2 separate regions of the Homo sapiens genome follow, and region 1 is linked to region 2. Evidence: chromatin contacts called from ENCODE Hi-C or POLR2A ChIA-PET data. All regions are on one chromosome and are shown on one strand. Each heading gives the region's core, a stretch centred on a gene start or an enhancer-like site at or near the end of the contact. The rest is flanking DNA. Distances are from core to core; before and after follow the strand shown. Region 1 overlaps MME (membrane metalloendopeptidase). Region 2 holds the start of MME (membrane metalloendopeptidase).

Region 1 (6,707 bases), core at 1,499-3,998, 51 kb after region 2:
CACCTGCCTACACTCTTTCCTCTAATATAGTTTTCCTAGCACCCAGGTTTCTGTATACTTCTTATTTAATGTCTTTTTTTTTCTATAAAACTGTAAATGAAGTGGAAGCAATGCTGTGTCTCATTGCCCTTTGCTCTTTTTCTAATACCTACCAAAGTTTCTGGCCCTTAAATACTACAGAATCAGCAAATGAATGATTGAGGGGGAAGATAGCAGGGAAGAGAGGAAACAAAAGAAAGAAGAACCCAATCTTTTGGAAGCCCTCCTTGTTTCCTTCCCTTGATTCCGGGAAACATGAGCTCTAGGGCATCAATAGCTAATAGCATACATTTCTTTAGCATTTTACAAACTCTGTGTTCTCTTTTCTCTTTTCAATCCCCAGTTACTTCTTTGCTAAACTCAGTTTGCCTGAGGTATATTTATACAATCAATGGGTATCATACATTTGCAGTTTACATTATTTTATTGGAAATAATCAAGAGAAGTTTTGAGAATTGGCATAGGGTCACCAACTTTTTTTGTCAAAGAAAGATGGTCTTAGACCAGAGAGGTCTGGCTTCCTTGCCCGTCGCTTTAGCCTATAATTTTAAAACTTTAGTGTGGGGTCTACCTTCTGCAGATATGCCTCAGAGGCTGAGGATCACAGAGGGTCACATTCCCTCTTCAGTCAAAAGTACTCTAATCGTAGGTCTCCTTTATCAGATTATTAACTCAGCCTGTTTCCCCAGGTCTTCTTTGATCCTTCCTTCCAGGATATCCAGGTCATCCAGAGGTATCATCTCCCATAATCTTAAAACCAAACTTCTTATCGACTATGAAAATAGCCCCCACAATTACTAAGAAGATCATTTCACTTTATAGAAGTCATTTTTTTTTTGCTTTGGATACCCTCATAATGGAATTTTTGTATTGTAATATTTGATTATTATTATAATCTAGAAAGGGAAAGTGATAGAGAACAGTTGCATCATCTCAGAAAGGGGCCCACATTCACCGTGTCTGCTCTTCCTAACAAACTGTTCTCAAGATGTTCTCATCAAGGAGCTTCTTGTGCTATATCTTTGTTAAAGAGATGGAGCCTGAGTTCTGAGGTATTCTGATTATCTGAAGAGATTACTTAATGACACAATGCTATCTCAAAGAACAGAAGTAGGGAGATTCAAGACAATTCTATTCCTTACAGAGGTACAAATTTCTATGCTAGGAAAACAATACGAAAGATACACATGGCCCATAAACATAACCATTCCCATTCACAAAATTTGTAAGTGAAACCAACCAGCAACCTCATGTGAGAATGTTCTTCTATATTGATTCACTGAGAGAAATGAGGACCTTAATTTTCTTAAGAAATCACCCACCTTCAGAAGAGTCTGAACTCTGTATTGGGGGTGAATTGGAATTGGTCTCAAAGCTTCCCTTTCTCTACCTTCTTAGCTTTTCAAGAGCAATTGTTATCTTACTTTGTTGTCCTTCATAAGGAAATCTGAAGATTAGGAATCCAAAATATTTGAGCATAATTACATAATAGATATGTTTATGCTCTGTACTGATGTTTGCCTGAGAAGGAGCAATAAGTGAGGTTAGTGGTTTCCAACTCTAAGGACTACTTTGTGTGTGCCAATTACAGGGCTCTGTGCAGAAACACCTCACATGTACACACACTTCAAAAGCCACTATGATTTATTTTTACTTGTGCATTTATACATCCACAAAACATTTCTTTGAGTAGAGCATTTCAGGTCTAAAAGAAAAGTAAGAAAACCACTCAGGCTAGAGTTTGAGAGCATAAGGAGGCGGGAAAGGAACTGGAGAGTAGAAGCTACAGGGTATACTGCTGCAGGGCATGGCTAGGGAGAAGAAGCCAGAGTTATAAAGAAGTGTAGAGCCTTCACAAAATCTGAGGTTCATAAAAATAGAGACATTTTAGGGATGAGGATAGAGGACTTGGAACATGGGCACAATGGACTGAAGCCAGAAAGCGATGACCCAGAGTCTGTGCTCCTAGATCAGAAAAGCCAGGAGAAGTCTCCAAATTATATGTACCTGGGAAAGAACACAAGCTGAGATTGGCTATCCTGTAGATGAGCAGGTGCAAGCTGGAACTGGGATTAAACAAGAGGGGATTTTCTTTGTCCACCTACCCAATGTACAAGCTGAGAGAAACTGTTCAGGACTTGAGCTAAGAATAGAAGTTCCGAGGAAATAGGAAGTGAGAGAAACTTAATATATTTACAATTTAACTTCATTTTTTTTTAATTCAACAGATCTTCATTGAGCTTATGCTATGTGACAGATACTTTTCTAGGCAGTAGACATTCCAAGGAAACAAGGTCCTTGTTCTCATGGAACTCATGTTCTAATGGGAAGAGATAGACAATAAATAACCAAGTAAATAATTTAAGGAAATGAGACAAATTGTGAGTGTTATAAAGAAAATAAATCAAGGTGATAGAATAATAAGTGACTGGGGTAAGGCATGGGTGATTCAATTTGGCTTGCTGAAACCATCTCTGGCTGTTGTTTGTAGAATGTGTTTTAATGGAAGCAGAAAGATCAGAGAAGGCCACATGGTAATTCATGTGAAAGATAACGATGGACTCAGATGGCAGCAAGTCAGATAGAGAAATCTGAGCAGACCTAAGATAATCTTGTGTAGGTGGCTCTATCATTATAGGGAAACAGTTTGTGTACTTTAAACTGCTCGGCCAATATGTGCCTCAGTGATACGTGGCGGAGCTTGTCTCACTGCATAACACAGCTATGACATGATAAGACAGGCCCTGCAAGGGAAACTGCTGACCTCACTTTGTCCTTTCTGGGTACCAAGTGACTAATAGTCAGAAGGTTTCACTCAGTTCAGTAATCTGTGTTTAAGAAAACAAAAGGGGGCTTTTAAACATGAGATTTAGTGAATATGACAGAGAATTTTTGAGATCAACTGAACTCAGTTTGTAAAAAGAGCTAGATTCAGCCCCCCAAGCATGGAATAAACCTTGGAAGTTATGCAAGAAGTTGTACAAATCTTCAGGTTCTTATTGATAACCTGATGAAAGCCCCAAACAGTCCCTATGCTGGTCCAAGTTTGGGTCCTCTTAGGTCCCACGTTCCTCCTGCTCTAGCGTCCTGCTCCACTGGGGGCTATTTTTTATTTCCAGTGCCCAGAAATGGCTGTGTGACTATATGTTTGCAGTCTGTTGGAGGGAAGCAGGTCTCTCTGCTAACAACTGCACACTAGCTGACATGCTGCTTAAATTGAGAAATGTTTCTAAGCTTTTTTGGTAGGAAATAATCTTTCCTGCTTAGTCTCCCTCTGTGTTCCCCCAGCAAACTTCTTGTGTAGCATTATTAAATATTCCCCAACATCAGTGGCCAAGAATGACACAATTCTGTGACTCCTCAGTCACTTCATGCTCCACATTAAGTGGAGTTTCTTCCTAGAATGGGGAAGGCAGAACATTGGTAAGAGCTAGGTGTCTCAGAATCTTTGGAAATAAAATCCCTGATCCATAGGTAGTTGGCTCGCTAGGTTACCCAGATATCAATCTGACAGGACAGTTTTCTGTTCCTCCCTGGGTCTTGATTGTCATTCATTAGGAATGAAATTAAAGTTTGAAGGACAGTAGTCAAATGGCATTCATTTGCTCTCTTCCTCTTTGGCAAATCTAACAAACATCAGGCTTTTTCCAGGCAGGAAGAGCCTCATTTCTAAAGAGCCAATTTATAAATATCATTACCTGATTCTGCAAAATGAAGATAGTCCTAACTAGAGTAACTATCCATGGTGTTGGGTGTTAGTAAATATCATCTCATTGGTAGTGTGTGATTTTAAAACCCACAAAACTGCTATTATATGGATTTTATCTAACTGTTTAAAACCGATGATCACCTTTGAAACTACTGTTACGAGTACTAGGACTTACAATTTTTTTTTTAAGAAAAGCTACATAAATGTTTTGGTGGATTCTTCTTCACGTAAACAATCATTGATTTGCTATCTCAGAGCTTCAAGAAATCTACCTTATGACTGTCAAAAATGAGAGCTGACTCTGGCCTCTGTTGTAATAACTAATTGCTCTCTCAGTCACACACACACAAAATTAAATTTGGGTTTAAAAAGTATCCTGGCCAATCTACTTTTTAAGTGTTAAAATACATGTTGATTTGCCTGACGTGGTGGCTCATGCTTGTATTCCCAGCACTTTGGGACTCAGAGGTGGTGGATCACCTGGGGTCAGGAGTTCAAGACCAGCCTGACCAACGTAGTGAAACCCCGTCTCTACTAAATACAAAAAATTAGCCGGGCATGGTGGCACATGCCTATAATCCCAGCTAAGGCAGGAGAATCACTTGAACCCAGGACGCGGAGGTTGCAGTGAGCCGAGATTGCACCATTGCACTCCACCCTGGGCAACAAGAGCAAACCCCGTCTAAAAAAAAAAAAAAAAAAAAAAAATATATATATATATATATGTATAAAGTTTCTTCCCAAATCATGACAATTATCATCATTTCACATTTTCCATATCTGGAAGTATCATAATAAAGAAAATTAAAACCTTAAGGTAGAATCACATCTCGTACAATGGATTTAGCACGGCAGTAACCTTAAGTTCTGACACCAGATAAATTTGGAAGTCAGGAAAGATAGTCATGATACTAAGACATATGTTTTAATCAGTTACATTGGAGTAGTTACCAGGTAATGGAATTCATTAAAAGAAGTGGTATATTCCATGTAGCTATATTAAATACTCGAGCATCCCAGAAGCTAGTGATACTATATGCTTCCAGTTTTCTGAGAAACTTGACCAGTTTAGCAGACTAGAAGCATCATCCAAAGTTCTTGTGCTTGCCTTATATCAAAGTTCTATAGTCTTTAAATACATCGGTAAGGATAAAGAGACTGGAGCAGAATCAGTTTGCTGAGTCAACAAAGTGCCCAAGATGATTACTGTTATTGTTTTCTCACCTCATCAACAAAAAGCATCCCATATATATATATGTATATACACCATATATATGTATATATACACACCATATATATACACACACCATATATATATATATATATATATATACCATACATATATAGTGTGTGTATATATATGGTGTGTATATATACATATATATGGTGTATATATATATGTGTATATATATGGTGTGTATATATATATGGTATATATATATTTTCCAATATCAATTTTCCAATATCAATCTACTGAGATATATCTCAGTAGATTGATATTGGAAAATTCGAACTACCATTTTGTTTATAGTCAGTAGTAATACCCTGCTAAAGGTCGATTGATTTATATGCTTTGGGAATACAGTTAATTCAAAACACTGCATGCTTGTACTTTGGAATAGTTGGTCCCATGAGGTATGAACTCAGACATACTCGTTTACTTCAAAGTGAAACAAAAATTCTGATTACCTTAAATAGAAAAAAATTGAGTTGCTGAGAATATACGTAAAATTGTCTTTTCATTTCTGTTACTTTAGTGATTAGAGTTTTTTAAAAATATAATTTCAAGTTTTATTTTAGATTCAGGGGGTACATGTGTAGTTTTGTTACATGGATATATTGCATGGTACTGAGGTTTAGAATATGAATGACCCCATCACTGAGGTAGTGAGCATAGTACCCAATAGTTAGTGTTTCAACCCTTGCTCCACTCTCTCCCTCCACCCTCTATTAATCCTCAGCATCTATTATTGCCATCTCTATGTCCTTAAATGCCCAACATTTAGCTCCTACTTATAAATGAGAACATGTGGTATTTGGTTTTCTCTTCCTGCATTAATTCACTTAGGATAATGACCTCCAGCTGCATCCATGTTGCTGCAAAGGACATGATTTCATTCTTTTTTATGGCTGCATAGTATTCCAGGGTGTATATGTACCACATTTTCTTTATCCAGTCTACCATTGATGATTCTCTAGGTTGATTCTACGTTTTTGCTATTGTGAGTAGTGCTGTGATTAACAAATGAGTGCATAAGTCTTTGGTAGAATGACTTATTTTCTTTTGGGTATATATCCAATAATGAGATTTCTGGGTCAAATGGTAGTTCTATTTTAAGTTCTTTGAGAAATCTCCAAACTGCTTTCTGTAGAGGCTAAACTAGTTTGCATTTTCACCACAGTGTATAAGTGTTCCCTTTTCTCTGTAGCCTCACCAGCATCTGTTCATTTTTGACTTTTGATAATAGCCATTCCAACTGGTGTGAGATGGTATTTCATCGTGGTTTAGATTTATATATCTCTGATGATTAGCTATGTTTAATGTTGTCTCGTACATTTGTTGACCACTTGTATGTTTTCTTTTGAGAAGTGTCTGTTCCTGTCTTTTCCTACTTTTTAATGGGGCTATTTGTTTTTTGCTTGTTGAATTGTTTAAGTTTCTTGTAGATTCTGGATATTAGACTTTTCTTGGATGCCTAGTTTGGGAATGTTTTCTCCCATTCTGTAGGTTGTCTGTTTACTATGTTCATAGTTTCTTTTGCTGTGGCAGAAGCTATTTAATTTAATTAGGTCCCACTTGTCAATATTTGTTTTTGTTGCAATTCCTTTTGAGGACTTAGTGATAAACTCTTTCCCAAGGCTGGCATCCAGAAAGGTATTTCCTATTTTGTTCTAGGACACTTAGAGTTTGAAGTCTTACATTTAAATCTTTAATCCATCTTGAGGTAATTTTTGTGTA
Region 2 (7,157 bases), core at 308-2,807:
AAGGAAGTTTAGTTCCTCTGAGCTCCTTGGCAATTATAGCTGCTAAAGGTAGCTTTTACAAAGAAACTGCCTTTGTGCCTAAAGTATTTATTTCCTTGTTTGTATTTACCCCTTTGAGGAGGAATCGCTGTGTCTTGAGTGAAAGGGGTACGCTGCTTGCTTGCATTAAACTGTGAGGGTCCAGGCGCATTACGGCTGATTTCAGTAGGTAGAGCAGACACACTTTAGTTTATTTTTCTCTTTCTCACTCCCCACCCTCAACCTCCGATGTACACACGTTTTAAGATTCCCTGAAGTCAGGAGGTGGGAGCGGAGAGTTTCAGTTCAGATCTTGACATGAGAGTACTTCGACCAAGGAAAAGAAAGGGAAGAAAGAGGGAAGCGGGGTGGAGAAAGCAGGAGCAAGGAAGGAAAGAAGGAAACGGGGAGGGAGAGTAAGAAAAAAGAAAACGAAGGAGGGAGGGAGAGAGGACATTTAAATGAAGAAGGAAGGAAGCTTGGATTCAGGGAGGAAAGGGAGCGGGAAAGAGAGCGAAAGAAGAGCGTGAGAAGAGGCAAGCATTATAGTCTCCGGTCCACAGGGGAGAGATGGAGCCCCCTCAGGACTAGAGAATCCCGAAGAGCCCGTGTATTGTTTTCTTGAAAGCCCCGAAGCTAAGCAATTCTAAAAATGTTTAGCAAAGCCCTTTTGGGAATGGTGAGATGGGGGGTGGGGAGGATGGGACATTTTCATTGCCACCGCCCGCCCCCCGTCTCCCCGGCCCCCTCACATGAAGTGACTGGATTTGGGAGACCTAGCGGAAACCTTCAGGTCACCCAGGGAACTGCTCCTCTCTCTGGTCCTGCAGCGGCGAGGCGGGGTAGGGGGTGGGGGGGGTGGGCCGTGAGAGCGCCGAGACGCGCGGGGCGCGGAGATGTGCAAGTGGCGAAGCTTGACCGAGAGCAGGCTGGAGCAGCCGCCCAACTCCTGGCGCGGGATCTGCTGAGGGGTCACGGTGAGTCTCTGTGGGTGCGGGTCGGAGGGATGCCCAGGTGCCTCGTCGCCCCACGGCCCGGGCGGAGGCGGGTCCGGAACCTCCCCCAAGTCCGGCCTCAGCCTGGAGCCCGCGCGCCTTGGGCGGATGCACGGACTGAGAGGCGCTTGGCTGGGCTCTCAGCCCGCCACTGCCACCCGGCCCCGTGCGCTCATTGGTCGGGATGTGTCGGCTCAGCAGCCTCCAACTTCTCCCGAATCCCACTGGTGAGTCCCAGGAGAGCGAGCTGAGGGAGAAAGGTCCAAAGGGCGCGAGCGCCCAGGGCGCTGGGAGCCCGTGGGACGGGCACGGGGAGGGCAGAGCCAGCCGAGGGGAGCGGCTGCCGGGAGGTGCGCTGAGCAGGGTCCGCAGCTAAGGTCCAGCGCGATCCGAGCGCCCAGGACCCTGCGGCCGTGGAGGAGGCGTGCCCTGGGAAGGAGCCGCTACTGGGACCTGAAGAGTGAGGGGAGGGAGAGGGGCCCAGAGGGTGACCTGGAGGAGGGCTCTGGAAGTCACGTCAGGTTGGCTCTTCAGGTTCATTTCCATAGTTCCCTGCGGCCTCTGCCTTGGGGAGTTATGTTTTGTTACCGAGATCCGCGCTACCAGATTGCACCGGGGCTGATTTGGGGGCTGGGAATTTGCCATTCTGCTGTACAGACACTGATTTTTTTTTCTTCTTTTTAAAAAGCAAGGTTTGTTTTCATTTTGGTTTCTGTCGGATTTTCTCATTTGTAACTCACTTTTCTATTTTTACTTTTCTTAACCGGAAGATCTTTTCATTATCCCACCTCTTCATCTTGCTTTTAACCTGATTTCCTATTATATAATTAATGCTTAAATCTCACAAGGGTTGGTCGGTGCGGGGCTGGTGTGTCCTTTTGTAGATGAAAGTTTAAGACCTCTTAACTGGTTTCAGTCTATTTGTCTGGTTTCAAAATAAGGGTAATTGCAACCAAATATCCCTCTTTAGCTTCTCGATCAAGTCGATTCCTCCCCCATATATGATTCAAATGGCAATTTTATTAAACTGAAAACTAGTACCTGACTTGCAGCGTCAGCATTTGGAAAGTGCTTGTCGGCAAATCGACTGTATGAAGGCGTGTAGCTTCATCCCCTGCCATTTTTGTGGGTTCTAGCACTTTAAAAAATTGTCTGGTAATTTCTTGGACTTAACCCTGTGTCTTTGGTTGTAGAGCAGCACTAACCAGGGGAGTAATATGGTTGGCACTTCGTGTCCAGAACTCCGTATTTCAGGCTGGGAAACACCTAATTAATGTCTGGGAAACAAGAAGATGATTTATCCTGAGTACCTCTGTCCTCAGCTTCTGCAGACACAGTTTAAATATGGAAACTGTTTCTCCTTCTTCCTGTGCCTCAGTTTCCATAGAACAAACTGTAATTGCATAGCACAGCTTCAGGAACCTGCAGATATAAGTTAATGTTATAATGTGCAGTGAAGATGAAAACTGCTTAGCTAAGTCTAAGTCTGTAAGTCAATGAGATTTCCTTTTTAACAAATCAGTTATCCAGGTTTCCTGCTTTGACTGTCTGATATAGTAATGCTTATGCTCAACTGGTATAAGAATTGCTGCTTTACATTGCTTTGAAATTAAGCTTACACTTAAAATAGTAATTTATTCTGTTGGTAATATTGTCGAGCTGAAGTTTGCAGGTTCTTGTTATCTTAGACCTCCTAATTCTCTATTCTCGTCTGTGGCAGTGTCCACTTTTCCGTTTAAACTTTTTATTTAACACATCTTCAGTTGAAGTGAAATATTTTAAGAATACAGGTATGTTTTTGCGTACCCTGCTTTATATGGGACTATAAGCCTCAACTTGGTATTTTTTTTTTTTTTGTATTCTTTTGTTTACTTGTCCCCCTTACTCTTCTCTATGGGATTGGGTGTGGTTAAGTTGGATATTCAGGTATTTGGGGTTTAGTCATATGTTCCACAGTGAGATTCCAGATACTGTCCCCTGATGTCTTAAAGAAAAATTGTGAACCTTCCAGAATTAACTGGAAATGAACGACAAAGTTAATTAGGAGATTAAACTTGCATCATTTCTGCTTTTGCTCAATGCTTTTGAAAAAAGGCTACTAAGAGCAAAAGACTTCCTTTAAGAATTTACAGGGCATTTACAAGAGGGGGAGATGGAGGAAGACTTTGCAGGTGATTCAAAGATTATATTGTTTTGATGCAGCTTCTGTCACTGTCTTCATTTCTCTGTAACTGTTTCTGCAAACTTGGGTGCTGACCCATTAAGAGCCCAGCTGCTTCAGTACCCAGTCTCAAGGGTAAGGAGGAGAAGCCAAGGGAAAGTAACTTACAGGGAGAAAGAAATGCTTATCCACTAGCTTTACTACACCACAAGGCATGGAGTTTCCACAGAGCACCTGTAATTTAACCCTGAGGCTGCCCTGGTTCACCCCTTCGCTTTACTTTACAGGGACACTGACTGTCATTTCTAAGGAAGAACTAAGAAAAAAAAAAGTCCTTTTATACCAGTAAAACATTTCTCTACATTGTCTTCTGACATATGCGGGGGGAACAATATTCAGGAAAGGGAAATACTTTAGCAAATGTGCTTAACATTCAGGTGTTCTTTAGGACAGTCATGAAACATGGGGAGACTGGGAGAATTATTATTGTTTACCTCTCTGTAAAGTGTCCAGAGTATTATTAAATTTGTTCCCCTCTTTCCTTTGCCCAACCAATACACTATTAAAATAGGACTACAATCAATGCAATTCCATATCATAACCCCAGGGGTGGTGAGACTAAGCCAGCATGCCTTACATAACCATTAAGTAAGACATTTTAACATTCAGGTACATTACATTCCACTTTTATTTAGCAGACACGGTTTTCATTGTGTAATAAAATATTTTTATTTGATAGTCTGTCCTTGCTTATAGCCTCATGTAATCAAGGGGACAGCATGTTTAAGACTTTGTATCCAGAACTTTAAGGTCTAGCTGTGGTTCGCTTATTAATAATTCACTGGGAAGGTTAATTTCTAGTTTTCTGCTGGGTCTCCCAGACCATACTTCAAATGTAGAATATGTTTCTTCTTTCTCCTATGCCTCAGTTTCCACAAAACACACCCTTAGAGAATTGTGTGTGTTCAACAAAGATCTTTAACTATAAGAGCATTTCTGAGCCGCCACTTCATCCTGGGACCAAATTCTAAGAGCAATTTGTATTGAGCTATAAACAGCTAATCTGCTAGTTTAAGATGTTCTTTTATACAGTCATGCAGAAAAATGGAAATTGTGTGTTCTAATCCTTGGAGACTGGCTGATAAAGTGTCACTAGGCCCCTGATGAAATTTAATATTTAGGCTTATATCCCCTTAATTTTCCCCCTAAATTTCTACAGTACGCTTTTACTGCATGATGATACAGCTTTATTTTGAACAGTGACCAAATGTGTTCTTTACAAAGAATATTGACGAGTTGTGTAGTCTTGAACACGTTGCCTGACTTCTCTGTGCCCCAGTTTCCTAATTCTTTATTCTATTCTGTGGCAGTGTCCACTTTTTGGTTTAAAGTTTTTAACACATCTCCAGTTGAGGTGAAAGATTTTAGGAATACAGGTATGTTTTTGCATACCCTGCTTTATACAGGACTACAAGTATCAACTTGGTAACTTTTTGTACTATTTTGTTTACTTATCCCCCTTACTCCCCTCTTAAATGGGATTGGGCGTGGTTAGGTTGGATATTCAGGTATCTTTTGGTACAGTGAGTGACCATTTTCAGAATGTTGTCTAACCAGTTAATAGATACTGGTATCAGTAGTAGTAGTAATTTTGAACTGTAAAAATAAAGGTTGTTTTTATGACTAAAATAAACTACTTCATGTGTTCATTCGTTTTGCTGTTTATCTATATTAATATTTCAAATTATTGCTTAGTCAAAACCTCAAGGTATTAGTCACTGGTTTTTGAGCTTATAAAGGAAGCCACTGGAGCAAGATATAAAATTAACCATTGATGTTAGTCCAGAGTTCAAAAGGGTGAGTTTAAAACTTTCTTAATGATGGTACAGCAATTATTTGCTTATAAACTGCTGAATTAATCCTACTTGAGTATTTAACCAAGTCTTACTGTCTAATTTTGCTGAGATTTTCAGTGATATACCAAAGCAAAACAAAACAAAACAACAGCAACAAAAAACAAAAGGTTGTGACTGAGACCTGTCAAATTCATTTGGCTCTATATACTTTGCATTCAGCAACAAAATTTTGACTTCTCAACAGCAAAAATGTATTTCTATTTTAAAATAACTGAGCCTTTTACTTTTATCCAGCCACATTAAGCATTTGGACATTTTCTTTTTTATTTATTTGTTTTTCATTATTAGTATTTTCATTTTTTGCAGATTTTAGGTGATGGGCAAGTCAGAAAGTCAGATGGATATAACTGATATCAACACTCCAAAGCCAAAGAAGAAACAGCGATGGACTCCACTGGAGATCAGCCTCTCGGTCCTTGTCCTGCTCCTCACCATCATAGCTGTGACAATGATCGCACTCTATGCAACCTACGATGGTGAGTTACTCCCACACCTGTGCATCCATAAGTGCAAAAGAGAAGGAAATCTTCCTCCATGCTTTTACCATCTATCCAACGAATGTGTTAAGGATAGAGGCACTTAAAGACTGACAAAGAGATTCATTTATAAAATGTAACATCAATATGTCAAAATAATTAACTTTGAAGTACGGTGCCTTTTATGTTTGAGCTAAGTTATTAATTGCAAGTATATTTAGTGCGCTCACGCTTACTTATGAGGAATCTAAAGTATGGTTTTATTTGATTAAAATATACACAATTTTATGGCCAGCTTTAGTAATAGTCATTAGTCAACTTTTGTTGTGTCATTGAAATTCTAAACGGCTTCACAGGAATTTAACAAATTTAATTTGAGTCTTGGAAGTTTTTTACAACAAGGATGAAAAAAGATTGATTGTTTAATGGTTAAAAAAATGATTACCAAGCAAAAACAACTGATTATTTCAATTTAATAGGCCTGGGGCTTCGTTGGTAGAGAAGATATAATAACACATTTTTCTTCATAATCAAAATTTTAAATTTAGATTTTACTTATTTTATTTTCTTATATTTTTTCTAACCACTGACAATGATATATAATGTTCAGTTTTTAGTTCTTGCTTTAAGAAATTGCTTATTTAATTGGCAGTTTTTAAAAGAACAAAAGAAAAATAGAAATTTAAAAATTTGTGTTGCCAATATTTATGTATATTCTCTCCTTTTTCTAGATGGTATTTGCAAGTCATCAGACTGCATAAAATCAGGTAAGAAATGGTTTTTACGTGTAATAGTTATACAACTGATGTATAATATTTAAAATTAAATGCTAATCTTAATTTGCTTTGTTTACACTTTTATTCATTGTAGATCAATTATTTATGTGTCTGGCTCTATAATCAATGGAAATAAAAATATATTTAAGTAGTAGATTAATTAACTTGTTTACTCTGAAAAATATATTACTATTTTCAGCCCTGGGCTGTATAGCAGGGCAATAGAAAACTATATCGCTATTTGTATGGAGCTTGCCATGTAGTTGAAGAAAGAAAATGAACACATATGAAATGGTAAGTTTCGTATCATTGTGTTAAATGTCTCAGTGCACCTCACTAGGTGGGTGAGAAGAAGGGAGTGAGATGTAGGCATGTAAATCTAGGTGGAGAAGTTAAAATCTGGGAAGAAATTTCATTTTATTTATTTTTTTTATTTTTTATATTTTGAGACAGAGTCTCGCTCTGTCGCCCAAGCTGGAGTGCAGTGGCGTGATCTCGGCTGACTGCAATCTCCGCCTCCCGGGTTCTAGCAATTCTCCTGCCTCAGCCTCCCAAGTAGCTGGGACTACAGGTACCCACCACCACGCCTGGCTAATTCTGTATTTTTGGTAGAGACGGGGTTTCACCATATTGATCAGGCTGGTTTCGAACTCCTGCCCTCAGGTGATCTGCCCCCCTCGGCCTCACAAAGTGCTGGGATTACAGGCGTGAGCCACCGCACCCAGCCTTAAATTTGGGAAGAACCTTGAAGCAGGGCTAGAATTTAGATGTGGCGGTGCAGAAGAGGGAATTCCAAACACAAAAGAAAGAAACTA

The links. A loop is a pair of places that touch in the nucleus more often than their neighbours do. ChIA-PET counts read pairs that join two places held with the same protein, here RNA polymerase II (POLR2A). Pooled maps may share reads with other maps.
Region 1: POLR2A ChIA-PET joins it to region 2 with 17 read pairs in MCF 10A. The contact joins the enhancer-like site here to the promoter of MME in region 2. A Hi-C loop is called at or near these places in 1 of 168 maps with a recorded cell type or tissue (Caco-2) and 2 of 50 pooled maps. POLR2A ChIA-PET finds 5 or more read pairs at or near these places in 1 of 52 experiments (MCF 10A).

What each region holds. Positions count from the first base shown.
Region 1 is chr3:155,128,608-155,135,314 of GRCh38, forward strand. All of the region lies in intron 8 of MME (membrane metalloendopeptidase), which reads left to right. Among named protein-coding and RNA genes, the nearest start is that of MME, 52 kb to the left of the region's middle. Within about 2 kb of position 2,749, at least 2 of the 41 ENCODE cell types and tissues checked have a DNase peak (open chromatin) inside an H3K27ac peak, as active enhancers do.
Region 2 is chr3:155,078,762-155,085,918 of GRCh38, forward strand. It overlaps MME (membrane metalloendopeptidase), which reads left to right and starts at 1,558. Exons shown (of 23, transcript NM_007289.4): 1 at 1,558-1,705; 2 at 5,397-5,566; 3 at 6,298-6,333. The coding sequence starts at 5,407.